2 separate regions of the Homo sapiens genome follow, and region 1 is linked to region 2. Evidence: read pairs that join two places in POLR2A ChIA-PET (ENCODE). Cell type or tissue: A673. All regions are shown on one strand. Each heading gives the region's core, and the rest is flanking DNA. Links, peaks and the distances in the headings are about the cores only.

Region 1 (15,110 bases), core at 2,527-10,526, 220 kb before region 2:
GCCTTAGTCATTTTCTACTTGTGCAAACATGGGATAGGGGAGGGGCAAGAAGGAGAAATGAAGGTTAAAAGTGTGGGCTCTGGAGTTAGAAAATCTGGGTTGAAAGCCCAGCTCCACTGTGTGCAGGCTGTGTGACCTTGCACTGCCCCTCTCTGATTCTCAGTTTCTTCATCTGTAAAATGCGGGGTAAATAACAGGACCTACCTCCTGTTGGGATTAAATGGAGCCGCACCTAAGTGCTAAGCACAGGGCCCGGCACACGGTGTGTTGGTGACACCTGTTATTCTTCTTATTAGTAAAGGGTAGACTGGAAGTTCAAATATGATACATGTTTTAGGAGGAAAGTGGGACACGTCTAGAGAATATTTCTTGCCACTAAAAATGAAAGAGAAATTGTTAAAGCTCTCGTAAGATATCAAACAACTTTAACAAATGTTGGAGGGTAACAGAATTACCCTCTTTAAAAGAGGTGGAAATGTATTGGTGATTAAAGTGATTAAAAAAGGTTAGTTTTAGGCTGGGAGTGCTGACTCATGCCTTTAATCCCAGTGCTTTGGGAGGCTGAGGCGGGAGGATTGTTTGAGCTCAGGAGTTCGAAACCAGCCTGAGCAACATAGTGAGACCCTGTTTCTACAAAAGATAAAAAAATTAGCCAGGCAGGGTGGCTCGTGCCTGTTGTCCCAGCTACTCAGGAGGCTGAGGTAAGAGGATTGTTTGAGGCCAGGATTTCGAGGCTGCCATGAGCTATGATTGCACCACTGCACTTCAGCCTGGGCAATAGAGTGAGACCCTATCTTAAAAAAAAAAAAAAAAAGATCCATTACAAAATCTCTGTAATTTCTCTCATTGTTAGTCTGAGAAAGTCCCTGGTCTCTCACCTTCCAGCATGGATGACAGTCTCTCATTCCCTCAACAAATGTTTCCTGAGCACCTGCTATGCACCAAGCACTGTGGGCTGAGAACCCAGCCATGAATAAGGCAGACTCATGTCCCACCCTTATGGGACTTACAGTCCGGTGGGGACACTGGCATTAAGGCAGCTTCCCCAGATGACTCATTAATTACAAGTGCTAAACGCTTGGCAGAAAAGCACAGGGTGGCCTTGGGAGTGTGTAAATTGGGGGGAGGCTGACCCAGTTTGGTAACAGAACATCAGGAATTATCTCCCTGAGAAGGGGAAGTCACTTGGGGGAGGGCAGAAAAAAAGTTCTAGAAGCTAGACAAAGGGAAAATCACCAAGCTGTAGGTAGGTCTTTTTTAAATTTAAATTTTATTTATTTATTTATTTAGAGACAGAGTCTTTCTCTGTTGCCCAGGCTGCAGTGCAGTGGCACAATCTTGGCTCACTGTAACCTCTGCCTTCTGGGTTCCAGCAATTCTCCTCAGCCTCAGCCTACCAAGTAGCTGAGATTACAGGCACCCGCCACCATACCTGGCTAATTTTTTTGTATTTTTAGTAGACATGAGGTTTCGCCATGTTGGCCAGGCTGGTCTCGAACTCCTCACCTCAAGTGATCTGCCCACCTCGGCCTCCCACAGTGCTGGGATTACAGGCATGAGCCACTGCGCCTGGCCCTGTGGGTAGATTTTTGTCCTTGCTTAGATGGACAAGAGTGAGTTTCTGGGGACATGCAATTGAGTGGGAGACACAGCTATGGCCAGTAGGAAGCGTAACCACTGCACACCAGCCTGGGCAATAGAATGAGACCCTATCTTTACAAACAAAACAAATGCACAGGAGGAGGTGCAAACACTGGTGGCTCCTGTGAGCCCTGAGGAGGGGGCAATTCATTCAGAATCTTGGGGCGGGGGCGGGGGGCATCCCTGATGGGCTAATAAAAACAAATGGCATCGACCGTTTACTGTGTGCCAGAAGCTTTTACTATTCATGAGAGTCTGTCTCCACGGACACATCAATCACCGAATGGCTGCTGCCACCTGCCCCATCATACAGATTAGAAAACGGAGGCTCAAGGACGTCAAGCCACTTGCCCAAGGTCACCCGGTTAGCAAATGGCAGGGCCAAGATTCACACCAGGTCTGGGGATTCAAATTGCCACTCTGAATTCAAATGCTGCCTTCCTTTTGTCCTGGATAGAAAAATTACCCCAGCCAGTGGGGCCGGGTGTTCAGAGCCCATGAGGATGCCGCTGCCTTACAAGCCAACTACAGCTGCCCTGGGCGAGAGGCTGCGGTGCTGGTGACTTGGCACCCAAGAAAACAATGAGAAACAAAAGCAATTCATCTCATGGGTCTTAGAAGGAGAATTATCAAAGACCAGCCAGAAGAATGACTCAATGTTCCATTTTACGGTTGCCTGAGCTGAGTGCATGTGGTGGCTGGGGTCTGAGGAAAGGCACTGGCCTCCAATGAGAGACTGAGCAAGGGTGGGGACAAGTGCTGGAAGATTCCTTTAATGTTTCCCTGTCCCTGCCTAGAGCACCCCCTACTTTCCCTTCATGGCACTTATCAGTGTATAATGGTCCATGATTTATCTCTTCCAGTGGGGAAGACTAAATCTAACATTATAAGGAGGATGACAGTTTTGGTCTTAAGTTTTCCCCACTGGAGCGGAGCTGTTCAATAAGGCAGCCACCGGTCCATGTGCTACTGAGCACTTGAAATGCAACGATTTCAAACTGAGATGGGTTGTAAGTGTAAAATATAGCATTTCTAAGTCTAAGAAAGAAAAAGGAATGTAAAATACCCCAATACTTTTTTTTTTTTCCTGAGACAGAGTCTCGCTCTGTAGCCCAGGCTGGAGTGCAGTGGCACGATCTTGGCTCACTGCAAGCTCCACCTTCTGGGTTCACGCCATCCTCCTGCCTCAGCCTCCCGAGTAGCTGGGATTACAGGCGCCCGCCACCATGCCTGGCTAATTTTTTGTATTTTCAGTAGAGACGGGGTTTCACCGTGTTAGCCAGGATGGTCTCGAGCTCCTGACCTCATGATCTGCCCGCCTCGGCCTCCCAAAGTGCTGGGATTACAGGTGTGAGCCACCGCGCCCGGCAATAATTAAAAAAAAATTTTTTTTGGACAGTCTCGCTGTATTGCCTAGGCTGGAGTGCAGTGGTGTGATCTCGGCTCACTGCAACCTCTGCCTCCCAGGTTCAAGCAATTCTCCTGCCTCAGCCTCCTGAGTAGCTGGGATTACAGGTGCCCACCACCACGCCTGGCTAATTTTTTTGTATTTTAGTAGAGACAGGGTTTTACCATGTTGCCCAGGCCAGTCTCAAACTCCTGAGCTCGGGCAATCCACCCGCCTCGGCCTCCCAAAGCCAATAATTTTTATATTGATTACATTTTGAAATGCTAGTGTTATGAACATATCAGGCTAAATAAAATATATTATTAAAATTAAATTCACCCACTTCTTAATTTCTTTTTTTTTTTTTTTTTTGAGACAGAGTCTCACTTTGTCACCCAGGCTGGAGTGCAGAGTAGCTGCAATTACAGATGTGCACCACACACCTGGCTAATCTTTGTATTTTTAGTAGAGACGGGGTTTCAACATATTGCTCAAGCTGGTCTTGAACTCCTGATCTCAAGTGATTTGCCTGCCTCAGCCTCCCAAAGTGATGGGAATACAGGTGTGAGGCACTGCGTCCAGCTACACTTCTTACTTTTTAAATTGTAACTACTAGAAATTTTAAATTACAAATGTGGCTTGTGTTCTTTTCCTGCTGGACACTGTTGATCTCATGGATCAATGGTTGGCAATCTTTGGTCCTTGGTGTGAATCTGGCCCTTCATCTGTTTGTGTAAATAAAGTTTTATTGGAACAAAGGCATGGTCACTGTTTTACGTGTCTATGGCTGCTTTTATGTTACAAGGACAGAGTTGTGTAGTTGTGAAAGAGACTTTGTGGCCCGCGAGACTAAAAATATTTTCTATCTGGCCCCTTACAGAAAAAAGTTAGCTGATCCTTGCTTTAGGGGTTCATCTAACAGCTGGATAATATTTTTAAAAACAGAGATAAGAAATTATCCTGAGGCCAGGTACAGTGGCTCACACCTATAATCTCAGCACTTGGGAGGCCAAGGTGGGAGGATCACTTGAGTCCAGGAGTTTAAGACCAGCCTGGCAACATAGCAAGACCCTATCTCCACACACACACACAAACACACACACACACACACACACACACACACACACACACACAGCTGGGTGTGGTGGTCTACACCTGTGGTCCCAGCTACTTGGGAGGCTGAGAAAGGGGGATCACTTGAGTCTGGGAGGTTTAGGCTGCAATGCACTCTAAGTGCACTTGTGTCACTGCACTCTAGCCTGGACAACAGAAAAAGACCCTGTTTCAAAAAAAGAAAAATAATCCTGAAAAAATTAGTCAGGTGTGGTGGTGCACCCCTGCAGTCCTAGCTACTCAGGAGGCTGAAGTAGGAGACTCGCTTGAGCCCAGGAGTTCGAGGCTGCAGTGAGCTGTGATCACACCACTGCACATCAGCCTGAGCAATAGAATGAGACTCTATCTTTACAATCAAAAGAAATCCTGGACTGGCACTCAGTGTGAATCAGTTCATGTTTAGGGCTTCCCAAAGTCAACGGACTTTCAAAGACAGGAGCCGTGTAGATTTCCTGCCTCATTCAGTCTCGTTTCAAGGCAATGACTGGCTGTCTGTGGAAGGCCAGGTCCCTAAATTCCTCTTTTTTTTTTTTTTTTTTTGAGATGGAGTCTTGCTCTGTCGCCCAGGTTGGAGTGCAGTGGCGCAATCTCAGCTCACTGCAACCTCCACCTCCCAGGTTCAAGTGATTCTCCTGCCTCAGCCTCTTGAGTAGCTGGAATTACAGGCATGCACTACCACGCCTGGCTAATTTTTATACTTTTAGTAGAGACGGGGTTTCACCATGTTGGCCAGTCTGGTCTCAAACTTCTGACATCAGGTGATCCGCCCGCCTTGGCCTCCCAAGGTGCTGGGATTACACGCGTGAGCCACCGCGGTCCTTAAATTCCTGATGGCATCAGAGCCTGACCTGGTACTGGGCCTAATGTCACTATGAGCATCTCTTGGCCCCAGTTTGTCCGTGCATCAAGTGGGAAGAATAACCTCTACCTGCCTACAAAGCTGTTGGGGCAGGATGAGCTAACATGCAGCAAAGAGTCCCATGGAAGCTGATGAAAGCTTTCAAATAAATCAGAAAATTCTTCTTCTAATCACATAGGATATCTTTTCCAAGGGCTGAAACTCAATGCATTTCACCCACATGCTGAGAACAAGTGAGCTTGGCATAAAAGGCCATGTTCAATAAAAGGCTGTGTGTTTCTGTCTCATGGCTCTGCCCAACCACACAGAAGGGCAGCAGCAAAGTGCCCAGAATGACAGATTTGCCCTATGACAGGAACACCCTTGAAGGCCATGTGGAAAGGAGGAGAAAAAGACAGGAAGAGGAGGAGGAGGATGGAGGAAGGGGAGAAAGAGGGAGGAAGAGGAGAAGAAAGAGGAGGAAGAGGAAGAGGAGGAAGATGGAGAATGAGGAGGAAGGGGAAGGAGGAGGGAGGAAGAGGGGGGAAGAGGGAGGAGGAGGAAGGAGGAGGAAGAGGGAGGAGGAAGAGCAGGGAGGAGGAAGAGTGAGGAGGAGAAGGAGGAGGGAGAGGAAAGAGGAGGAGGAGGAAGAGTGAAGGGGAGGAGGAGGAAGAGGAAAGAGGAGGAGAAGGAGGGAGGAGGAAGAAGAGGGAGGGGGAGGAAGAAGTGGGAGGGGGAGGAAGAAGTGGGAGGGGGAGGAAGAAGTGGGAGGGGGAGGAAGAAGTGGGAGGGGGAGGAAGAAGTGGGAGGGGGAGGAAGAAGTGGGAGGGGGAGGAAGAAGTGGGAGGAGGAGGAGGAAGCGGAGGAGGAAGAGGAGGAAGGGGAGGAAGAGGGAGGAGGAGGAAGAAGTGGGAGGAAGAGGGAGGAGGAGGAGGAAGAGGAAAAGGGAGGAGGAGGGGGAAAAGGGAAGGGGAGGAAGAAGTGGGAGGGGGAGGAAGGAGAGGGAGGAGGAGGGAAGAGGGAGGAGGTGGAGACCATCCACAGACACCCTCAAGAAGGTCACTGTCAGGAATAGCTCAGCATCTGTGGAAGCACATGGCATTTACGCAGCCCACTGTGATACGAGGGGTGACAATGTGTTTAGTCCCCCGAGGATGAACGCAGCAGGTGTAGAACTGCTTCTGCCAGGGGCGAGTCAAGCCTGTTCTAGCCACATAGCTCTTTTCAGCCAGGTGGTTAAAAACAGAAAATTTGGGCCCCCTCCCCTAGGCTGAGCTCCACCAAGCTGTCTGAGGTCGCAGGGACATCTGGGAGCCACTGAGAACCACTCTGTGCCAAGTTCTAAGCCTTACTATGTGCTCCAGGCATCTTCTTTGAAATCCCCGCCTTCCCCCAAGCACACCTTTAGGATGTGAGCATTGTGACCGGCCCTGTTCTACAGAGGAAGAAAGAAACTAAGGGGCAGGGATGTTAAGTCACTTGGCTAAGATGAGAGCACTAGTTAGTGGCAGAGGTGGTATCGGTGCCCAGGTGCCTCTCACTCCAGGGCCCAGACTTGCAGCTGCAAACTGTGCTTCTCCAAGTGCTGTGGGCATGAAAAGGGGGACCTGCCATCGAGACTGCACAACTCCTTCCCTGGGTTCCGTGGAACATACTTTGAGAGCAGCCTCCCTCTACCACTGGGTCCTGGGCTCTGGAGAGGGTAGGGTGATTCTGAGAGATGATGGGGGGTGGACGTCTGATGTGGCAGGAATTCCAGAAGAAGCTGAAGACTGGTGGACAAGCGAGAGGAGGCAGGTGCTTGGAGGGTCTCAGAATGAACTCGGGCAATGGAAAGGCAACCCAGAGATCGGGGAATGAAGGAATGAGCTGGGTTCAGAGGGGAAGGGGTGTCCCTTGATGGCCTCTGAAGGCTGGTTGTTCCTTTAGGGCATGCAGATCAGGGGGCCACACAGAAGGCAAAGAGAGGCAAGAGTACGAGGGGGGCTCAGAGAAGAAAGGAGGGCCATGGAGAGCTAGGGGGGCTGTGGTGGGAGATAGGTTTGGTGCGGTGGGTAGGGGCCGATGGGCCGTGGAGAGGAGCGATGAGAACCCCTGGAAGCCATGAAGCAGGGCCGAGACTTGCTCAGATGTACCAGAGGGGGAGGGGCTCCTGTTGACCACTCAGGGGTGCTTTGGGGTCTGGGTGGGAGGTACTGAGCTCCCCACCAGGGGAGGCATCCAAGTACATGCCCCTGTATCTGTGAGGCTGTAAAGGTACTCAGGGAGACCCACATGTGGGGAGGTCTGGCTAGACTATCCTGAGGGTTCCCACTCACTCTGACAGTCCCTGTGAAAGATCCCTTTTCTTTACAGCACCCTTCTGATTTCCTACCACCCGGAAAATGGGGGTAACAGCTACTTCGATTGGCTGATTTGTGCATTATTATTGATGATAACAGTGACTACTGAGCACTGACTCTGTGCCAGGCACTGTGCTATGTACTGGATGCACATTAGCTTAACCCTCATCACGCTGCGGGTGTGACTATCCCATTTAACAGATGAAGATGTCGAGGCACAGAGGGTGATGGCCACATGGTGCTGGGAGCTGAGACTCAGAGGCAGCTTAGTCTGACAGCAAAGCCCATGCTTCTCAGCCTCCACTCAGAATCGATTCTTTGGTTGGGGGCTGGTGGAAGCACCTGGAATAACCAAAAGAGCTGGAGGAGCCAGGCCGGCAGGTAGGTGGGGGACGGGAGGCCAGGAGGAGCTGCAGGACTCAACCCTGCCTGCCTCCAGGTGTGTCTGCTGGGGCCCCCGTTCCCTGGCGAGTGCTAACGTGCTCTCTGCCATCCATCAGTGATGCCGCTGAGCAAATGAAAATTACATTTTAATGTCAGGGATTAAATAAGAAATAAGTTTGACTTTTGTTTTTGATAGCTACTGTTGTCAAACTGGGTTCTCAGTCTCCTGCTAAAATGGGGCAGAAATTGGAGACCCTCTCTGGCCCTCTGGAGGGTCACCCAGGGGTCCCAGAGAGGCCCCATCCTAGCCTGTTTCAGGAGCCAGCACTAGCTGGTTCTAAAGACTGATTAAGGTTGGGTGCGGTGGCTCACGCCTGTAATCCCAGCACTTTGGGAGGCCGAGGCGGAGGGATCATCTGTGGTCAGGAGTTCGAGACCAGCCTGGCCAACATGTGAAACCCCGTCTCTATTAAAAATACAAATATTAGGAGAGTACCTGTAATCTCAGCTACTCAGGAGGCTAAGGCAGTAGAATCTCTTGAACCCGGGAGGCAGAGGTCGCAGTGAGCCAAGATCGTGCCACTGCACTCCAGCCTGGGTGACAGCGCAAGGCTCCGTCTCAAAAAGGAAAAAAAAAGACTGCTTGGCTGGAACAGAATTAACGCATTTGGCCACCTGTCATTGTCATTGTTTTGCCTTCTCAGATGTAAATCACTAATTCATTTTGAATTCCCAAGTGTAAGTCACTAATTCATTTTGAATCCTTAGGGGTAAGTCACTAATTCATTTTGAACCCTCAGGTGTAAGTCATTAATTCCTTTTGAACTTTCAGGTATAAGTCACGAATTCATTTTTGGACCCTCAAGTGTCAGTCATTAAATCGTTTTGAGCATTCAGGTGTAAGTCACTCAGTTTGAATTCACAGGTGTAAGTCACTAATTCATTCTGAACTCACAGGTGGAAGTCATTAATTCATTTTGAACCCTCATGTGTAAGTCAGTGATTCAGAGCTTGAGCTCTGAGGCCCCCTCTCCTCAGATGTGCAGGTCCAGCTTCCAGATTCTGCCCTCTATGCCTCAACCTGCAATGATGATGGGCACGGGGTGCACAGCAACTCTGCAACAGCAGCAGATGGTGCATACTGAGCACCTACTATGTGCATGCCCAGGGAATCAAGCCAGCCCTCCCCCAGTGCCTAAATACATAGTGATCCTTAGGGATGTCTGGAGAAGCACCAGGCACCCTGATTTGTGTTTGTGTTTTAGTGAAAGGAGGTGTTTGTGCTTGGTCTGGATTCTGAGCATCCCTACCTCTGAACACAGGGCACCCACGCATCCGTCAGCATCTGCTGACATCAGGGCTGCAGGAATGCTAGCTTCTATCCAAACACTGCTCCATTTCCTCAACTAGCCAGTGGGCATCCCAAGGGTAGAGACTAACATTTAAAAAAATTGAATATGGCTGGGCATGGTGGCTCACACCTGCAATCCCAGTACCTTGGGAGGCTGAGGCTGGTGGATCGCCTGAGGTCAGGAGTTCGAGACCAGCCTGGCCAACATAGTGAAACTCCGTTTCTACTAAACAAAAACAAAACAAAACAAAAATGGCAAAAACCACAACTACTTTTGAGGAAACAGAGTGAGACTCCATCTCAAAAAAAAAAAAAAGGCTGTTTCTAAAAAAACAGTATTTTATAAATGAAATAAAAATAAAATCATACATGCAAAGCATTAAGACGGTGCTTGACCCATCACAGATGCCTAATACATTTATTTGCTTAACAGATATTAATCAGGCATCTCCTAGGGATGGGGCTGTTCTAGGTACTGGGCATTCAGCACCAAGCAAGACTGGCGCAAACACCTACCTCTGTGGAGCTGACATGTTTAGAGGCAGAGGCGAGCAATGAAATAAATCATGAAAGAGAATGTGGGACAGTCGTCAAGTGCAGGGGAGGAGAATGGAGTAGGGAGGTGACAGGAGTCCTGGGCAGGGCATGTGGGGCCACAGGAGGGGAAGGCGTCGTGGGGAGCTTTGGGAAAGAGTATTGCAGACAGCGAGAACGGCAGGTGCAAAGGCCCTGGGGCAGGGGCTGTCTGGCTTGTTTGAATGCCAGCAGAGAGGCTGGTGTGGCGGGAGATGGTAGACGAAGGGGAAGAAGAAAGGGGGTCGGGAGGTGAGTCGGGGGGAAGAGCCCTGGGGGTCACTGCGAGGGCCCAGTCTTTTTCTCCAAGGGGTCTGAGGAGCCACGGGAGGGTTTTGTGCAGAGGAGAGCAGATTCATGTGATCTGACACGCGTTTTAACAGGACCCATCTGGCTGTTGTGCGGAGAAGGGACTGAGGGTCTGGGGTGGAAACAGGGAGACCAGGGAAGTGGCTCCTGCCGAGTTCCAGGAGAACAACCCAGGCGGCTCAGAGCAGGATGGTGGCAGTGGTGCTAGGATTCTGGGATTGTGAAGGTCGAGCCACAGGATTTGCTCCTTGGGAACACAGAGTGGATGTTGGAGGCATAAAAGCAACAGAGGGGCCACGGATGACTCCACAGCTTGGGGCTTTAACAACTGGATAATCATTCATTCATTCATTCATTTAGAGATGGGGGTCTCCCTATGTTGCCCACACTGGTCTGGAACTCCTGGGCTCATGTGATCCTCCTGCCTCAGTCTCCCAAATTGCTGGGATTACAGGTGTGAGCCACTACGCCTGGCCTACTAGATGATCTTCAATGGCTCCTGCTATGACATTAACATTTTTCTCCCTCAGAGCCCAGGCGGGGCTGGGCACAGAGTGGGCAATAAACCAACACTGACTGAATGAACAAACCATGAATAATATAAGGAAGGAACTTAAGAGCCTCCCTGAGCTAATCCTGCCAAGCTGCCAAACTTACCTAAAACCCCGAGGCTTCCCAGAGAACAGTGGAGAATGATGCCCTCCTAGTAGCTCAAACTCAGCTGAGGTCCTGACTGCTCTGTGGAGACCTCTTGCAAGCTCCCTGGTAGGGAGGGGACAGAGGCCCAGGATGTGCCCCAGAAGTCCCAGCACTTGTCTTGAGGAAGCAAATAGCAGGGTAGGAAAGAGGAGAAACTAGCCTGGGGGTGAGGAGACCTGGGTTCTGGTTTTAACTGGGGCCTGCATCCCCATTCACCTTGGGCAGTCATTTTCCCTTTCAGAGCCTCAGTTTCCCCATCTGTAAAGTGAAGGTGCTGGGCTATGGGCCGAAGGCTCCTTCAAACTCAGTTGTGCATTGATTCTAGATTCTAATTCACCAAGGCAGATATAATATACATATCTTTTAGAGATGGGGTCTCACTCTGTCACCCAGGCTGGAGTGCAGTGGTGTGGTGCCATCATAGCTCACTGTGGCCTCAAACTCCTGGGCTCAAGCGATCTTCCTGCCTCAGCCTCACAAGTAGTTGGGACTACAGGCACACGCCACCATGCCTGGCTAATATTTTCGTTTTCTTTTTTTGTAGAGGTGGGGTCTTGCTATGTTGCCCAGGCTGGTCTTGAACTCTTAGCCTCAAGTGATCCTCCTGCCTTGACCTCCTAAAGCGCCGGGATTACACGTGTGAGCCTTGTAATCCTGGCCCATACAGACAGATAGAGAGACAGAGAGACAGACAGATATTGTCTTGTCCTCACATGAACATCCCCTGCACCCCTCTGGACCACCGCTGGGATTTTAATGAGGCCAGTGCAAGACCTAGGAAGCCCACCTACCCACCCAGGCTCTGGCTGAGGGGAGGGTCTGCAGGAAGAGGAACACCATGCAATTTTATTCTAATATTTGTAATTATTCCCAGGGTAAAAATAAGGCACAGAGCAAAGTGTTTTCAAATGTCGGCATTAAGAACACTTTTGATCCAACATAATACAATCCCCCAAATGCATTTATGTCAGGCTCCCGGAGATACCGCGAGTGGTGTTCCGTGCCAGGCTGGCTTTCACGGCTTGGAAGCAGTGCAAAAATGAAATGTCCCACAAGCAATGGCTGGCAGGCCTGCTATTAGCAACAGTGTAATCATCAATTATGTCCAATCACAAACTGCTGATTTTATAATTATCAAATGAAGTTCTAACTTCTCACCTCCGCTCGGTGGCAACTAATATAATCGCTCAGTTCCAAAAGGAAGCTTTTTTCCCTTTTCCTTTTCCTCTCGTTCTCTCTCTTCTGGGGGAAAAACAATTTCCAGGCCTCCACGTAAGACTGCATTTAAATTGCTTGTCACTCAAAACAAAGGGGAATCACTCATTTGTAATTCACCAGCTACCTGAACAGACTGCCTGTTTTCCTCGAAGCATCCATGCACCGAAGCACAAAGATCATTTTTCTATTGTTAAAATTGTATAAGCCAGGGCTTTTTTTAGCAGTAAATCCACAATTTCTCTTCTCTTCCGAGGGCTCCTGGCATAAAAGGGACAGGAGGCTTTCTTTAGCGCCTTGCAAATAAATTTCGCTTTTGGGTATTAAAAAAAATACACTATACGCTCATATAATGAGCCGAAAGCTGCAGTATCAATTCTTTGTATGGTCATATATGGAGATGAGACCAGGGCAGAAGTTATGTTTCCTGCCCTGCCTGGGGTGTGGCCAGTACATGAAGCTGGGAATCCAGATCCACTTTCATGGGCTCTGGGAAGCATCTATGTCCAGTTTTCTCTTTTTGGGAGCTGCTGATGCCACAAGCATGGCCCCACGCTGCTTGGCATGTGGCTGGCAGGTCATGCACGCAGGAACAACCTAGAGTGGGTGCTCCGGCTCTGACCTTGCCATTCCAGCCAGAAGCAGTTTCCAGCTGTGTGTCTTTTGGGCCACCTCCTCCCAGAGGAACAAACCACAGACAATTGCCACCAGCCCCCTGTGTGCAACTGATGAGGATGTCTTCCCAAGGCTCAGCCTCCGAAGGCCAGGCTCGTTTTGCCAACAGTTCAGTTTTTCTGCCTAACTGATTATAATCATAATACCTTCCAATTTTAATCTAGAGCTTTTTATAGCTTACAAAGACCTTTCACGGGAATTAGCGCATCTGAGCCTCCAAACGCTCCCAGGGGCAGCCCTGGGTCCTCTTGTTTTAGAGGCCCAGAGAGGCTGAGAAGGCGGCTCCAATATACACACACGAGGGGCCAAGGCAGGGTGTGAATTGGGGGGCGGGGGGCTGTCTTTGGACTCAGAGCCAGTTGTGTGGTAAGGAATTTGGGGCTGGAATCTGTGTGACACCCCCACCCCCACACCTGAAGTGGGCAAGTGGCTTCCATTTTGGGTAATTCAGAACAAACTCAGGTTCACCCCTAAAATGTCCCTTCTGTCACCTGAATGTGCTGTGATTCCCTGAGTGGAAGGGAAAGGGGGTGGGCTCCCACCAGGAGCTCTTTGTCAGCCACTTTGGCCTTTTTTTTTGTAGCAGCCATGAGAACTAAGAAATATTCCCGATGGCAGTGACACCGTCCTATGTGACACTGTGATGGTGGGTACATGACATCATGCATTTGTCAAAGCCCCTAGAACTTTGCAACACAAAGAGTGGCCCCTCACGTAAAGTATGGACTATAGTGAATAATTGTGTCTTGACACTGGTTCATCACGGTAACAAATGCACCACACGCTAATGTGAGATGTTAGTCATCGGGGAATTGGGGTGGGGGAAGAGGGAGTCTATGGTAACTCCCTATACTTTCTGCTCAAATTCTCTCTAAGCCCAAATAAAACTGCTCTAAAAAATAGGGTCTAGGCTGGGCGTAGTGACTCATGCCAGTAATCCCAGCACTTTGGAAGGCTCAAGGCAGGCTGATCACCTGAGGTCAGGAGTTTGAGACCAGCCTGGCCAACATGGTGAAACCCTGTCTCTACTAAAAATACAAAAATTAGCTGGGCATGGTGTCGCGTGCCTGTGATCCCAGCTACTCAGGAGGCTGAGGCAGGAGAATCACCTGAACCTGGGAGGCAGAGGTTGCAGTGAGCCGAGATTATGCCACTGCACTCCTGCCTGGGCAATAGAGTGAGACTCTGTCTCCAACCCCACTAAAAAAAAAAAAAAAAAAACAAAAAAAGGGTCTATTAATTTAAAAAAAAAAAAAAAAAAAAAAAGGCAATAGCACCCGGGACTTTTTCTCAGTGCTTATCATGTCAGTTCAGTGAATCTGTGCAAGAGCCCTGGGGTCCGTATCCTTCTCTTCCTCATTTCACAGATGGGGAAAATGAGCCTTCAGAGAGGTGGGGAAACGTGTGCAAAGTCACACAGCAAGTGGCAGAGCTCGGATTTCCAGCCCGGGCTCCAGAGCCTGTTCTCTGCGCTGTGTGAGTAAAGGGATGATGCATGATCACTGGGCTCTTGCCAAAGCCTGCCCCTCCCCATGGGATACTGCCATGTGTGCTCCCTGCACATGTGTGTCCCACCTCGTTCACGGGGGTCACACGACACACGAGACTGGGGGCCATGGATGGTGGGTCCACGGCCAGATGCACCCCATGGACAACATATTTTCTTGGACCCTCCAGTGTTTTAAAAATATTTGAGCTGTCAAAATTCATCAAGTTATACACTTAAGATTTGCGCATTTTACTGTATGTAAATTATACCTCCATAAAGTCCTGTGAGCATGAAAATATGTGCATATATATTGAGCCAGTATTTAAAAACCAGAAGAGTTCCAAATTGCTGGCTTCTCTTGGGAAATTAGAGGATCTGGCCACCCTGGGCCCATGTTTCCATCGACAGCGGCCACCTGGAGCTGGGTGTCAGCCGTCTGTTGGGACAGGCTGAGGGTCTGCATTTGGCTCCCCGTATGGGTGTGAGCCCGTCCAGGCCCCATGAGCATTAGCGTTTCTCTGTGGCCTAGACCGACACCCCCTTTATCCTGGCTTCACCCCCCTCCTTGAAATTTCTCAAAGCCCACCAGCCCCTCCCCCACCCTGAAGGAGTGATTGCATAGCCGGGTGACAGACAGACAATGCTGCAACAGGAGGGCTGGTCCTTGTCCTACTTCTGCTTCCAGGCAGCATCCACCTCCTCCCCCTATGGCTGGCAAACTGCCAGCCGAACCTCCATGTGAGTCCTGCACACAGAAGAGGCCCTTCTGACTCAGTTCCAACCTGGGCTTGGAGAAAAAGGCCATTTGCGGTGCCTGCAGGAACGTGAGACTTCCTGGGTGGTGAGGCATGCCTAGGTGGAGAAAGAACTAGCAGCTTTCCTGGAACACTCTGTGCCTCAGTGTCCCCACCTAGAGAGCAGGGACATCGGGACCCAGCTGGGGTGTGAAGACACCAGCAGTTAAAAGATATGCTTTGGGCCAGACGCAGTGGCTCACGCCTATAATCCCGGCACTCTGGGAGGCCAAGGTGGGTGGATCACCTGAGGTCAGGAGTTCAAGACCAGCCTGGCCAACATGGTGAAACCCTGTCTCT
Region 2 (15,110 bases), core at 3,514-11,513:
TGTAGCAGCAAGGCCTAGGAGTGATGGCCCCACTCAGGGAAATCTGCCCTGGACTGGCGGCCCCTGTGACCCCTGTGGTCTCCGGATCCGCAACACCCACAGTCCACACCGGCGGCTGGGCAAGTCAATCGACCATAATGGTTCCCCGGGAGCCATTTACCCCGTCCAGCTTGAGCGACGGCGGCTCACAGAGTCTTAAGCACCGTTGGGCCCCCCAGCGTCTCTGGGCAGACGACCAGCTCAGGCCAAAGAGGCCGAAGGATTGATTTCTTTCTTTCTTTCTTTGTTTTTAATGGCAAATGCATATCCTGGAACTGCTGTTTCATTGGGCTGAACTGAAGACTGGCAGAGGCTGGGGTGTGCTCCGGAGGGGTTTCGGGGGACAGCCACAGGCCCACTTTTGGGGGTGTGGGCTCCTGGGAAGAAGCAGAGACAGCAGGCTCTGAACCCTACTAACCGGGTATCTTCATGCATTGGTCAGGAGCCTTTCATTTGTTCTGGAAATGCAGCCTCTTCTGGAACTAGGCACTGGGAAGGTGCGGCCTGTGGCCTTGAACTACAGAGAAGACCCTCCTCAGGACTCCGACAGCTGGCCTGACCCACTGAGGACCCCTGGCACAGGGCCCTGGCACTGGGTGTTCCCTCTGCCTGGAAATGTCCCTCCCAGGTCTCCACTCCCCTTCTCCATTGGACCTGCCCACAGTGGCCAGAGCTCCTGATTTTCAGGGGACACTGGTCACCTAGATTTCTTAGGTAAATCTCTTGTGTTTTAAATGCTGACAACTTACACAAAAGTGTTTTTAAATATCTCACTAATCTAGACAGACACATCCATGGGCCAGACATAGCTCCCCGTCTGCAATTTCTGTGGTCAGAACTCCCAAAATATACTACATATAATATTAGTACAATACTAATATAGTAACCCCAAAGGAGTAAGAGAGAAGAGAAAACTTGCTCAGAAATCTCTAAAACAGCCTGCAAGGCCAGCAAGTTCCAGCCGCTGCTGTTTATTTGGTTTTCTCCTCTCATACTCTAAAAATACCAATGACAATAGGAAGTCACTCAGATTCACAGGGCAGCAACTGTGTGCCCCACACTGTGCTAAACACTTTCATGTTCAAAGTGGTTTGATCTTCCTGAACAACCTAGAAGGCGGAGACTATTATTAGTCCCATTTAAAGACAAAGAAAGTAAGGCTTGGAGAGGTTAAGTGACTCATCCAAGGTCACACAGCTAGTAGGTGATGGAGCCAGGATTTGAAGCCAGGCAGGGGCCTCTCACTGCTCTGACTCTTCATGCTTCTCTCTGGAGGGAAAGGGTCAAGAACAAGTTTTGGGAACTGAGTTTGATCCACTTTAATACTCTTAACTGAAAAGTTAAAATTTCAGCCATGCCACAGCCTATATATGACAGCCATGACATAGACCAGTAGACCCAGGGCAGGCAAACTACAGCTCTCAGGCCAAAACCGGCCCCCTGCCTGTTTGTATAAATAAAGTTTTATTGGAACACAGCCACGTCCATTCATTCTCATTGTGGCTGTTTCATGCTAATGGCAGAGTGGAGGCTTATGGTCCACGAAGCCCAGTGTATTATTATCCAACTCTATAGAAAAAGGTTGGCCCCATCTGATGGTAAACCTAGCATGTGTAGAGAGAGACCATACCCTGAGAGGGTTCTATGGTCAAAACCCTCTGGGGTGTCCTTAGCAATATGGGAGCACATCTGCATATTACAGTGGGGAAACAGTGGTGGAAGCTTCTTTAGTTTTCTTTAGGCTGAGTGGTCACGACATTTGGGCTCAGAATGAAAGAGATGAAGGAGCCAACCACAGAGAGATGGGAGGGAAAGGGTCGCAGGCAGAGGAAAGCATACATGCAAAGGCCCTGAGGTGGGGACATGCTTGATGTGTTTGTGGGACAAAGAGAAGGCCGCTGCGGTACAGTGGTTGGAGAGGGAGCCAGAGAGATTGAGAGAATGGGGCAGATCCTGGGGGATCTGTCAGGGAAAAAAAATTTGAATTTTAATCTAAACATGATAGGAGTATATTTTTTTCCGTTTTTTTTTTTTAAACAGGGTCTTGCTCAGTTGCTCAGGCTGGAGTGCAATGGTATGATCATAGCTCAGTGCAGCCTCCACCTCCTGGGCTCAAGCAATCCTCCCACCTCAGCCTCCTGAGTATCTGGGACTGCAGGCAGGTGCCACCATGTCCAGCTAATTTTTTTATTTTTTGTAGAGAAGGGGTATCACTATGTTGCCCAGGCTGGTCTCAAACTCCTGGCCTCAAGCAATCCTCCCACCTCAGCCTGCCAAAGTGCTGGGATTATAGGCATGAGCCACCTCGCCTGGGCCATGATAGGAATATAATGTCTACATCCTCCAAAACACTACAAGCCATTTTGGTGAAGGGCTCACTGAGGCTTAGAAACCAAATAACTCCATCCTAGACATAATTTTTTGTTTCAAAAATATTGCTTAAAAGGTCAATAGCCCCACCACCACGACCATGATGGAGAAAGAAGGGGAGGGGCCCAAGGTCATCACACTTGTAATCCCAGCACTTTAAGAGGCCGAGGCTGGTGGATCATTTGAGGTCAGGACTTCAAGACCAGCCTGGTCAACACTGCAAAACCCCGTCTCTACTAAAAATACAAAAATTAGCCAGGCGTGGTGGCATGCGCCTATAGTTCCAACTACTTGGGAATCACGTGAACCCGGGAGGCGGAGGTTGCAGTGAGCTGAGATTGCACCACTGCACTCCAGCCTGGGTGGCAGAGCGAGACTCCATCTTGAAAAAACAAAAAAGAAGAAGACAATGCATTTAAGTGACCCACAAAGGTGTCAGCATCCTTCACCTTTACAATAACTCGTACAGCAAAGTTGGGCACAGCCAGCTGACTTCAAGGGTTAAGAAGCAGGAGACTTGGGATGTGGGATGATTCACCCAGGAGCACTAAAGGCCACACAGAATACAGTTCTTGGGGTCCTTCCCCCCTGCCAACCTCTACCATCCCTGACACCCTCCAGTATATGACACCATCATAAATAATGAGCACCCCCAGAGGAAAAATATCAAACAGAAGATGGGACCCTGAATCCCAAGGCCAGGAACAAAGGCAGGTCACCACCTGAGTCCCCTTCCAATGCTTCACCTCTGCCAGGCCCGGCCTTTGAATTAGATAGCCAGGAAGCCACCGGAAATTCAGCCCTTTCAGAAGCAGCACAGAAAACCACAGTTTCTGGGCAGCCTTGTCTACCATCATCCAGGACCATATATTTAGCACTAGCCAAGGTGCTCACGTTTGAAATCCCATCTGCCGGAAGAAAGGTTACCATGACAGAATGTCAAGTTCGAAGATAGAATCCTCTTTTTAACAGGAGAGTTTAAAAAAAAAAATAAGGAAAAAAGTAAAAGAAAGAAAAACCACCACCACCATCAGAAAAGCTGTTCCCTCTGGTCAAAATAGCACCGTGCTCATCTGAAATAACCCACCGAGACACTTATTTGCTTCTTTTAGCTGGTCCGTGGTTTCTCCATTTTCTACAGTGAATTCAAGTATTAATAAAAGAAATTTCAAGACCCCCAACAGTAAAACCAGTGAGGGATGAGATGTTGCTTGTTTTTTCTTCTAGCATTCAAAGAGAGAGCCCGTTTTTGAGAAGCAATCTCTGTCAAGTTGAGAAACTACAATTTTGGGAGACCCAGAAAAGGCTGCTGGGTTCTTTAAATAAATTCTCAACACCTGTTTCTAGCTCTTTCTGCAGAAAAGGGCCACAGGGTGTGGGTTCTACGGACTTGGAGAGGCAGAGGGAATGGGGTCACCCACTGGCTGGAGTTAGAAGAGAGTCCAAGGGTTTGTCTTATTCTCAGAGCTGTCTTCACCTAATGCCAACCCCTCTCAGGGGGCTGAGCCATGCCAAGCTCTGCGGGCTCACGCTCCCCACCTCGGCTGCAATTGGACCTCGGCAGCAATTCTATTATGGTGAAGTTTCCAAAGTTAGGATTCCGCCAACAGGGCTGATAGCTTATTTACTGCTGTCATCTATAGAAAGAGGAATTTTGACACATTGTTAAATGATAGCACATTTAGATAAGTCAAGCTGTCAGAGGCTCTAATGGATGTCTAAACTCTCTGTGGCTGATATGTAAAATTTATGCACTTCAGAATATCATAAGGTTATAATATTTTAATCACATCCCTGCTCTTTTCTAAACTTTGAGCAGGGGAAAATATTCCATCAAGCACCATCTTGCTCTCCTGCGCCAGGAGATTGAGTGTTCCCGGAAGTTTCTCCAAACTCCTTGGAAAAGTCCGGCCTCTCTTTGCTCATCCTGTTGATCTTTCTCCCAACTGCTGACACCCGAAGCAGAATTTGCCCCTTCCTCCCAGATTAGTACTATGTAATCCTATTGACCAAGCTCCTTTCTCCCCAGAAACACAGATGGGCATTTGGACCGAGGACCCTCATTTGGACTGGGTGCCCCCCAGCTCATTGTTAGCTCAATTAACCCTCTTTGGAGTCAGGGAAGACAGCATGGGAGACTGGACCCAGAGCATGGTAAAAAAAAAAAGTAGAAAGTTAAGCAGAAAAAGAAAATCATAAAGGTATGAATCCGGTTACGACGATTATACACAGAAAAGCCATAAAAAAATACTGCATTAGTAATGTTCACCATAAAGCAATCTTATAACCAAATGAAATATGCCTAGCATTATCTTTGGATGGAATTTTATTTCTTCTCGTTTCCTGAGCTGCTAGCAGCAAAGGCAAAAAAGAAGCAAAGACGGGGGGAGGTAGTTTCAGGAGTGCCGGAGTAGGGTGGCACATGTCAGATCACCTTTACCATCGGCCCAAAGTCATTAAGGTTGTTGACTGACTTCCAGCCTAGGAAAACAGCCCTGCTGTGTACAGAGACGGCGCTGGAAGGAATAATAACTGGAACGCTTCCATTTTTGAAAAATATACGTTTCCGGAGGGCTGGACACCGGGCTGGTACAAGGTCACCTTTCTTGCCAGGATCGGTATGGCGTCAGCGACGTGGTATGGCCTGGGGACACGGGGCCGCCCATGTTGCCTCGGCCACTTTAATGCTCAGCAACCACGCTGCGAGAAACCATTCAACCTGAACAGCCAGGAATGAAAGCCACGCACCTCCTCACATCACAGGCAGCTCAGCCTCGGGACGCGGGACCCCGGCTCTCCGGCTGCCTGGGGCTGGGCACGGGGACCTGCCTCTCCTACCTGGATCTCAGAAAAAGCCGGCAGAAGTTCTCCTTTCTGGCTATCTCCCCTATAAGAGGAAAGTAGGGGAGGGGCAAAAAATGAAAATAAAAGTGTGTCGTAGGAGTCACTGGCATTATGTACAAGAGAGGATCCCAGGCCAAAGTGCTTAGGCTCCTAATCCACTTCCAACAAAAATGCCATCAGTGAGGATATGGGGTGGGGTGGGGGTGGGGGGCTGCGGGCCTGTTGGCCAGGGGACCAGCTGAAGATTTCAGGCTGGGGGTGGGGAACGCGGCAGATGGAGGGCCAAAATGTTTGCACGCGGCCACGGCTGCCACGTTTATTTCTTTGCTTTCTAGAAGTGTGCTGCCTTGCAAACTCCCACAGGGACACCCCCTCCACTTAATATCGATGTAAATGAGTTTACCCCCCTTCCCTGAGAGCCTTCTCCTGTGTGCCAGACACACTAGCCATTGTTTTAACGAACAACCCCCCCCTTCACATATACACCCTGTAGGCTGGGAGGTCTGGGTCCTATCTCCCCATCACCTGAACAAACCCCTCCACCACCCCCTACCTTTATCCTTTCCAGTTCAAATTTGCTTTCCATCTATGCATCTTCTAAAACCCTAACAAAGGGTTCCCAGATTAATGGGCGTCCAGCTGGAATCAAGATTTGGGTGACCTCAACCGTTCCACAAAAGACCCCTTGGGTAGAAGACTGAAGACAGTGAGGTTCCAACCTCCCTAGTTCAGACATTAGCCCCCTGGGAGCCGCACCCTCCCCTCAGCACCCAGCCCCTGCCTCTCCCCGGGCTGCAGCCCGAGCTCCCCGGATTGAAAACGAGTTATCTAATGAAAATTGTGTTAACTGACATTCCGGCCGACCGGGAGCAAATACCAGCGCTGTAAATCTCGCCGCGGAAATTTTCTCCAGCCCAGAATAACAATAGGACCCTGCAAAGGGCTTTCGCCAGCCCTTCTGGTTCCTCTCCTCTTGTGTGCCACGTTCTTGTCATTCCTTATGTTACAGAACATCAATCATAAATAAAGACGCTGTCCCCCAGCCGTGCCCGGGTCTCATTTACAAACATTAGCAGGGAATACGATTACCATTGGCCTTCGTGCCAAGCCCAATGTGGCTGCCCAATTCTCCCTCTCTCTCTCTCTCTCTGCCTCCATAACCCCCACTCTTCCAGAAAGGCCACTTTAGCATCATTTAAGCCGGCAGGCACAGCTCGCAGCCCTGCCCGTCTCAGTTGGCCACCAAACTGTAGCCCCAACTCGAGTGCGGACCCGGAATTGCAAGGCACTCGGCAGTTATTAACTGCATGCCTCAGTGCCCCGATTTTCTCCCCAGCTCAATGGCTTTGGGGGAGGGGGAGAGCGAGGAGTGGGGCGTTCGGAAGGACGGGGACTGGGAAGCGGCCAGGACGGGGAGAAGGCGCGGGTGCTGGAACCACTTATCAGAAGAAACTTAACGAGATTTGCCGGCGGATTAAAAAAAAAAAAAAAAGTGGGTCCCTTTTTATCTCCAGACTGATGATCTCGCGTCTTCCGCGAATGTCACGGTCAAGGCAGGATGCTCTAACCGCCCTGTTATCCGCACCATTTTCCCGCCCCTGATCCCCGCCGCACCCGCCGAGACTTTGCGAGACTCCAAGGCTGGGGGGCCTTGCCAGGCGCGTCCGGGGCACTCCGGGAAAGAACAGAGGCCGGAGCCGCGCCTCCACGGTGCGTTCTCTGAGATTCCACCTCCCAGCCCCGGCTCCTACGGGGTCCGCAGAGAACACCTCCAAATCTAGGGGAGGCACACAGACTCCCACAAAGGGAGGATGGGGAGAAAGTGATGGGGTTTCGAAGAGTCGCCCTAGGGAAGGAGAGAGAAAGAGCAGGGAAGAGAGGAAAGAAACAGAAGAAAAGCAGAGACGGGAGAGAGGAGACGAGGGGAGCAGCGGGGAGAAACGCAGGAGGCAGAACAAGCAAGGAAATCTCTCATTTAAAAGTTCCCTTGGGCCCGAGGGCTGGGAGTCACCTGCTCTGCGCCGCTCCCGGCTCTCCACCGCCCTGGAGGCAGGAGCGCAAACTTGCGAGCGCCCGGGCCCACCTCCACCGCCCGTCTGCATCTAGACTTGGGAAGGGGATGGAAGGGGCGGGGGGGTAAAGGCAAGAAGCAAGACGAACCCCAAGACCCCGGCCCGAGGAGAAGAGGTCTGCCGGCGCTTGCGGCCAGTCCGGCGGCGGCGGCTCTGGCGGCGGCGGCGGCGGCCCCCGGGTGGCGGCGCGTCCGGGCTGCGCAGCCAGGCGGGCGGCGAAGGCTGAGGTGCCGGCGAGCGGCGGGGCGCGGAGCCGCCTCCTCGCCAACCCCGGCTCCCTCCTCCTCTCTCCTCCTCCTCCTCCTCTCCTCCTCCTCCTCCCTGCCCGCCAGCTCCCTCCCTCCCTCGCCGGAGCCCCAGCCGGGTGCGGACTGGCAAGCGGCGCGCTCCGCGGCCTCCCCGGGCGCCGCGAAGTTGGGAGGCGCGCAAAGTGCGGCTCAGGGGGGACCGCCGGGGGTTCCCGCCAGCAGCCCCCTGCCCGAGGCCGTAGCCCCTGCCTTCCCCGCTCCTCGCCCGGCCGCCTGGCCGCTCGGCCGCTCCGCCGACCGAGGGCTCACTAGCGCTTCTCCATGGTCGCGGCAGCTAATCGATGACTGAACCGAACAAAGAGCAGCGGCGAGATCAATTCCTAATACCTATCGATGGGCAGCGGGCGGCCGAGCCCCGGCGAGCCCCGGCAGCCGCCGCCCGCCGCCCCAGGGCGTCCGCCTGCCCGCCCGGGGACCTCCCCAATGCGCCCAGGGCGCGCCCGGGGGCTCCTCACGGCCGCGCGGCCGGCGCTGCCCGCACTAACCTGGAGTCGCCGTAGATCAAATCGCTTCCAATATTGAAACATCGATCCCACATTGGCGGCCATCTTGGGGGCTATCGAGACGCGCACACACAAGAGTTTGGCTTTTCTCAATGGCTGCACTCAATATCCGGGCTGGACTCCCCCCAGCCCCGGGGCCGCCGCCGGCCGCCCGGGCCCTGAGCGCCGCGGCCCGGGGCCCCTCGGGCGCCCTCCGGCCTCCTGCCACCCGCTGCCCCTCGCCGCCGCCGCGCCGCCGCCGCCGCCGCCGCCAACGGGCCCGGGAGCCGTGCGCCCCCCCGACCCCCGGAGGGCGCGGGCGGAGCGCGCCGGGCGGGGAGCTCGGCGCCCGCCCGGGGGAGGCAGCCGGGGATGGGGTGGGAGGGGAGGGGTTGGGGGGAGGCAGCCTCTCCGAGAGGCGCCGGCGCCGCCGCTGCCCTGCCTGCCGCCGGCTCCCGGGCCCGCGGAGCGCTCGCTGCATCTCCCCCCCAAGTCCGGGGTCGGTGTGCCGCGCGATTGCACTTGACTTTGGCTTTTTGCAAACTTATCAATACTGACGTAACGTGCTGATCAATGCAAAGGGAAGTTTGGGAGGGGGCGCTGCGGGAGGCGGGCGCGCGGGGCGCCTACCCCCGCTTGCACCTGTCTACCCCCAGCTCCCGGCATTGCACGCTTAAAAAAAAGTTAATAGTTTGAAATGCATTTTTTTTTCTTTTGCAATCGGAGCACACACAACACGTGCCTCGGGCTGCCGCCGCTCCATCGCCAGATATGCTTGGGATCCGAGGGTCGCAGCCAGCACTTGGGGCTGCGTAGACGCGCCGGCCGGAGGGAGGGTGGGAGCCGCCCGGGGGCGCCACTGAGTCGTGGGAAATGTCACCACCACCGCCCACAGTTTCCGCGCCATTATATTATTATTATTGGCGGGGAGGGGGGCTTCGTCTGAGTAGTAGCTCAGGGTTCTTTACGGGCGGGGGCCGAGGGCGGGGCCTCAGGTCCTTTGGAATAGGGATTTCTGTTGTTATTATCTGGGGGGTCTTTAACCCAATTATAGGGACTCCCCCACAGCTTTGCAAGGTGAAACCCTTTTACTGTGATGATGATTATTGGAGGTTTTGTTATTTGGTTCTGAACCAAACCTCTGGAGGGCCTTTTCCCCCAGTGGGCTTGTTTTATTGTTATGACTGTTGAGGGTGCCCTACCCCTGCTGTGGGGGCTCCGGATCCTTAAAAACCTCGGAGGTTTCTGCTGTTGTTATCATCATTATTATCCGGGGCTCCGTTCTTTGCAACATGACATTCCTTTATTGTGATTGTCTTTGGGGAGAGGGTCTTCAGCATGGCTAGAGGGAGGTTCCGGTCCTTTGCAATTCTTCGGACTCTTGACAACCGGGGTGACTGGATTTCTTGTTTTACATTTTTCTGTCTGCTTTTTTGTTTGTTTGTTTGTTTGTTTGTTTGTTTGTTTTTGCCTCTGTGCAAGCTCGAGGTCCTCTGTTTCCACTTCCCCTGGAGGTGAGATGTCACCTCCAGGGGGAACTCATACTCCCAGCCCCCTCCATCACCAACCCCCTTGCCTATCCCTGCCACCACCCTTAAAGGTGAGGTCACCCTTCCTCTCTGGCTTATTCCCCTGATACATAGCACCGCACCCTCTTCCCCACTCAAAAAAAGGGGACATGTTTTTCCTTTTTCTCTGATCAAAAGATTTGCTTTTATGGACAGCAAATGGAAATTATATTCTTTTTATGACCCAGCCTAGACTTCTGACATCACTCTTGGTCTGGGACAATAGATCAATACAGTGGGTTATAAAAAAGATAAAGTTTAGAAGAGTTATAAAGAAGAGAGAATCATGATGGATATTTTTGATGATTTTCCAATATTTGTGTCTCAGAGCACGTGCTTTGAGGCAATTAAAGTTTTTAATGTAATGTAAATAATTGTTTCATAAATGCTTCGGAAGAAGGTGTGATCTTTCTGAGCAATCATTTGAGCTGTTTAAAAAATGAAATGTGATTTAAACAAGGATACAGTATTTCTGTTTCCATTCCCATACATTTTCCATGAGGTCTGGGTAAATATATTAATGCAGGAGTTGAAAGACGCGTAAGACCAAAAGTACTGCATTCACCGAGATGTAATGAATTAGGCCTAGTTAGCAATTCCGAGTGGCCTGTTTCCCTGCCAGATTAAATTGCACGTGATGTGTGGTTTATCTCAGCTCTCGATAACTTCAGGTTTAAATTACAGCTCTCATTCTGCAAAATGAATTTAGGGAAATTTCATAACTATCACATTACAATTTTTTAAATGGCTACATTTTTCTCCTGAGCATCTGTAAAGCTTGTGGCTTCCTTGTCTTTGGGTCTGCTTTTTAAAGTCCTACTAGAGTGCGTGTGAAACCCTTCCAAGCAATGTTTAACAAGCCAAGGGTTTGATGAAGAAAATTATTTTAAACTTATGTGTGATTTTGCAGGAACAGGACGCACTGACATCGTGTACCTCCTGATATGTTGTGCTTGAAGGACAGATCACTTCTGTGGTATTCCTGCCAAAGAGGTATAATCTAAATCTAATTGTGAAGAAATATCAGACAACCCCAAATGGAGGGGAAAATTCTACAAAATAAACAGCCTGTTCACTTCAAAAACATCAGTGGCACATGAAACACACAATAATGGAGGAACTATTTCCAATTAAAGGAAACTAAAGAGACTTGACAAGTGATTATAACGTACGATCCTGGATTTTCTTTTACTATAAAGTGGATGAATTAGAACCAATGACAAATTTAAAATAAAGTCAATAGATCAGATAATAGTGTTATATCGATGTTAATTTCCTGATTTTGACTATTATACTGTGGCTATGTAACAAAATATCCTTGTTTTTAGAGAACACACTGAAGTATTTAGGGATAAAGGGACAGACATCATGTCTCCAACTCTCAAGCAATGCAGATGAAAATAATATGTACCTATTTATTTATCTATATATGTCTACCTAGACACAGTGATAAAGCAATGTTGCAAAATGTTAACATTTGAAGATTCTAGGTGACTAGTACACAGAAATTCCTTCTACTTTCTTGGCAAGATTTCTAGGAATCTGAAAGTGCATTAAAAGAAAAAAATAGATAAATCTAGGTCTGACTTTGTTTCACCTGTTAGGGACTACTGGCTTCCAAATAAAAATTCGGCACAGGACTTTCTACTTTCCTGACTGAAGTAGGCTGCACCTTTGACCCAGCAGGAAATTGCCACAGCAAACATGCTTACCGACGAGCAGCGAGAAAATCCAATAATTCAGATTGTTTTAAGTCTGTGATATTTTTACATGACTTAATGCAGTGGGTCTCTGAAGAATTCCAACAATTTTAATGGTAGAAACTTGTAGTCCCACAGAGGAATGGGTTGCTACATAAATACTGAATGATCGTGTCTTTCTGTCTGGGCTGAAACATATTAGCTTTGCCTAGTGGCTTATTGCTTTATTCACAAAATAAATTTCAGCCGTCTCTCCCCACCATATTCCAACTGCATCGTGTGCCTGTGCTTATTAGATGTGGGGGCTTCTACTCCAAAGGCATCTGTAACCATCTCAGACTTAGCAATAATGAATTGAGCAGATAAGTGTTTACCCCCAAACAGAATTAGCTGGGGAAATATTATGGGTGGTCCTTAATGAAGGATAATAAGCCAGGAAATTCAGACTTTGTCAGCAGACAATGGCCTTAGATTTAAGAACTAAAGCACTAACGTTTTAAATATTTTTGTGAAAAGCTGTTTTTCATGGTCTTAGCACACCCTCTGCCACAAACACACACACACGTACATAGATAAGGCAAAAACTTAAACAGGTTCCAGATTAATTCCTGATTCCCAAAGACTCACACATCAAGATGAGTATTAAAAAATTACTGTAGAAAAGAAAGTACCTCCCCTCCCCCAGAGGAATCAGAGGGCAGCTTGGGGCAGCCTATCCTAACAGCAGAAGCAGGCAGAGAGCCGGGATCCTTTAGGAAATTCACTAACTGTGCAAGAATCCCGGGGAAGATAATGGCAGGTCCTTAGCCACATACATAATGATATGCGAAATCCCCAGGATCAAAGCTGAAACAAAAGAAAATGTCCTTCGGTAGCTCCGCGTTGCCCACTGCAGCTGCCAGGCAGGGAGAAAAACAACTACAGAATCTGAATTCATCTGAAAGTATTAAACAGCACTAGGAGTAAGGGGTATGGGACTGTCTGGTGGACACCTGCAGGGTGTGTTCCTGGAGGCTGGCCCGTGGTTAGGTCCAGGATTCTGTGGCTAGAGTGACCTGCTACAAGGTCCAATCCTGGCACGATGCTGTCAACAACTGCCATTAGTAAACACCTCCTGGTTGTTGGATGCTTTATAAATAAACCACTAGCATAACACAGTGGCTAGGTGCATAGTGGTTAGGAGCCTAGAACATAGTGGTTAACAGCCATCTGGAGCCAGATTGTCTGGGTGTGAATTTCAACTCTGCCACTTACAAGCTCTGTGACCTTGGGCAAGTTATTTTACCTCTCTGTGCCTCATTTTCATCATGTATGCAATGGCTCTAATAATTGCGCCATTGCATACATGTGATGAGGATTAAATTAGTTAATCCATGTAAAGCACTGTGTAAATGTGCAGCATCTACTAGATCTCATTATTATTGGCCTCACAATGGACTGGGCAGGGATTGGTATTCCCATATTGCAGATGCAAAGACTGAGGCCTGGAGAGAAGTGGTTGGCTCATGGTCACATGGTTGTAAAGGGGCAAAACCAGGGTTACTACCTGGGTTCACTCACAGCAAGTTGGAGCTCTTTGCACTTGAGGCTGTTCTGCCTTTCGTGGAGGGGGAGAATGGGTGCAAAAGCAGATTCCCAGAAAGCAAAGGCTGCGGCCTGAGCCATGTGCCGATGCCCAGTGGCCAATGCTCCGTGGAGAGAAATAACACAAGAAGGACAGGCTCCCTTGACCTGATTCCCCTCCAATGCCAGGGACTAGTTAAATAAGCAATCTTGTATTCAAGCTGTGTTGGTCATTCTCCTTTTTCTCTTCTCTTGCACCATTCTCCACCTGCTCAGTGCCCAGGAAGCTGACCTCTGTGGACCACATTTCCCAGGCTTCCTTGCTCTCTGGCTTTCACTTGGGTTTGGCTAGTGGGAGGCCCTGGTAGGAAATAAGAAGGCAGGAGGAGAGAAGGTTGGGGTGCTCATTCCCCAGCTCCCTCCCTACTTTGCTGCCATTTTGGCTGTGACTGGGTCCTTCTACAGACGCAGTCCTTGTCAAGCTGTCCCTCTCCTGCTCTCACTGGGTCCCAGCAACTGCTCCCTCTTCCTCCTGCTTCAGGTCCGGGATGGAAATGGCTTTCCCCTGTTGCTGGCACCTGGTGGCCTCAACATTCCTCTGCCCACACCTCTTCAGATGGTCTCCTCATTTAAAAATCCCAGCCAAGGCTGGACACGGTGGCTCACACCTGTAATCCCAGCACTTTGGAAGGCCGAGGCAGATGAATCACTGGAGGTCAGGAGTTCAAGACCAGCCTGGCCAACATGGTGAAATCCTGTGTCTACTAAAAATACAAAAATTAGCTGGACGTGGTGGCAGGTACCTGTAAGCCCAGCTACTTGGGAGTCTAAGACAGGAGAATCACTTGAACCTGGGAAGTAGAGGTTGCAGTGAGCCGAGATCTCACCACTGCAATCCAGCCTGGGTGACAGAGCAAGACTCCATCTCAAAAAAAACAAAAAACAAAAAAATCCCAGCTGAGTGTCCCTGCTGGGGCCCTGACTGACCCCTACCACGGAACGCAATTCAATTGTTAAGAAAGTGAGGGCTATTTATATATGTTGAGGCATATATTTATATGTGTCTATGATATACGGTAAAGTAAACATAAGCAGGTTATAGAACAGCATTATGGAATAATCTCTTTCCTTAAAATGTGGTGCTTTGGGAAAAGTCAACAAAACTAGATATCAAATGGTTAACAGATATTAGTTCTGGAAAATGGGCTTACAGGCCCTTATCATTTCTTTTTTGTCACTGTTGCTTTTGTTTGTTTGTTTGTTTTGAGGCAGAGTCTTGCTCTGTTGCCCAGCCTGGAGTGCAGTGGTGCAAACATAGTTCATTGCAGCCTCAACCTCTTGGGCTCAAGAGATCCTCCCACTTCAGCTCCTGAAGTAGCTGGGACTATAGGTGCACATCACCATGTCCAGCTAATTTTTTACTTTATGTAGAGATGGGGTCTCTCTGTGACTCCAGCCATGTTGCCCAGGAGGTCTCAAACTCCTGGACTCAAGTGACCCTCCCATCTCAGCCTCCCACAGTGCTGGGATTACAGCCATGAGCCACCATGCCTGGATAATTTCTACATCATCATTTTAAGCTTTTTTATGAGCACAAATTTATTTTTTCATCAGGAATCTTCATTTGGTTGTGGGAGGGGTGGGGGTCTGTTTCTTCCTGGGACCCTGACTCATACACATACCACACCCACCTGAGATGTCTATAAAAGAAGAGCTGACTGAACAGCGAGATTCCCTGTTCATGGGCTGGAAGAATTAACAGGATGATGTCATTTCTCCTCAAATTAATTCATACATTTAAGGCAATTCCAATGAAAACCTCAATAAGAGTTTTCATGAAACGTGACAAGCCCATCTCAAAAATTCTTACAAAGATGCAAGGGTCAAGAACAGCCGAGGCAAGTTTGAGGAGTAACAAGATAGGAGAATCATTCCTATAAGAGAAGAAGACTTCTTATAAAGCTGTAATAACAGAGAGCAAGTAAGACACATTGACCCAGGGGACAAAATCAAAAGCCCAGAAACAGACTCATACAAATTTAGAACCAATACATGAGTAGATGGCAGAGCTGGCATAATAAACTAGTGGGGAAAGGATAGATTTCATTTTCAGTATGATGCTGGACCAGCTGGCTACCCATATGGGAAAAATACAATTAGATCT

Evidence for each region. ChIA-PET counts read pairs that join two places held together with the same protein. Peaks named below come from ENCODE experiments on the same cell type or tissue, not always from the same donor. Only the 100,000 strongest peaks of a DNase experiment are listed, where the experiment ranks them.
Region 1: POLR2A ChIA-PET joins it to region 2 with 5 read pairs; 3 of 35 experiments call an interaction of 5 or more read pairs at or near these places.

The regions. Positions count from the first base shown.
Region 1 is chr12:111,248,084-111,263,193 of GRCh38, reverse strand. The region is part of intron 3 of CUX2 (cut like homeobox 2); the gene reads right to left. Among named protein-coding and RNA genes, the nearest start is that of MIR6760, 49 kb to the left of the region's middle. RefSeq lists an enhancer at 13,578-14,245. In A673, for the core only: no CTCF peak of the experiment used is centred there; no DNase peak of the experiment used is centred there.
Region 2 is chr12:111,027,249-111,042,358 of GRCh38, reverse strand. It overlaps CUX2 (cut like homeobox 2), which reads right to left and starts at 8,194. Exons shown (of 22, transcript NM_015267.4): 1 at 8,119-8,194. The coding sequence starts at 8,181. RefSeq lists an enhancer at 619-1,385. In A673, for the core only: a CTCF peak has its summit at 8,941 (motif pointing right); DNase peaks (open chromatin) are centred at 6,698, 7,278, 7,658, 8,938 and 1 weaker place; H3K4me3 peaks cover 2,938 bases; H3K27ac peaks cover 377 bases; H3K27me3 peaks cover 4,342 bases.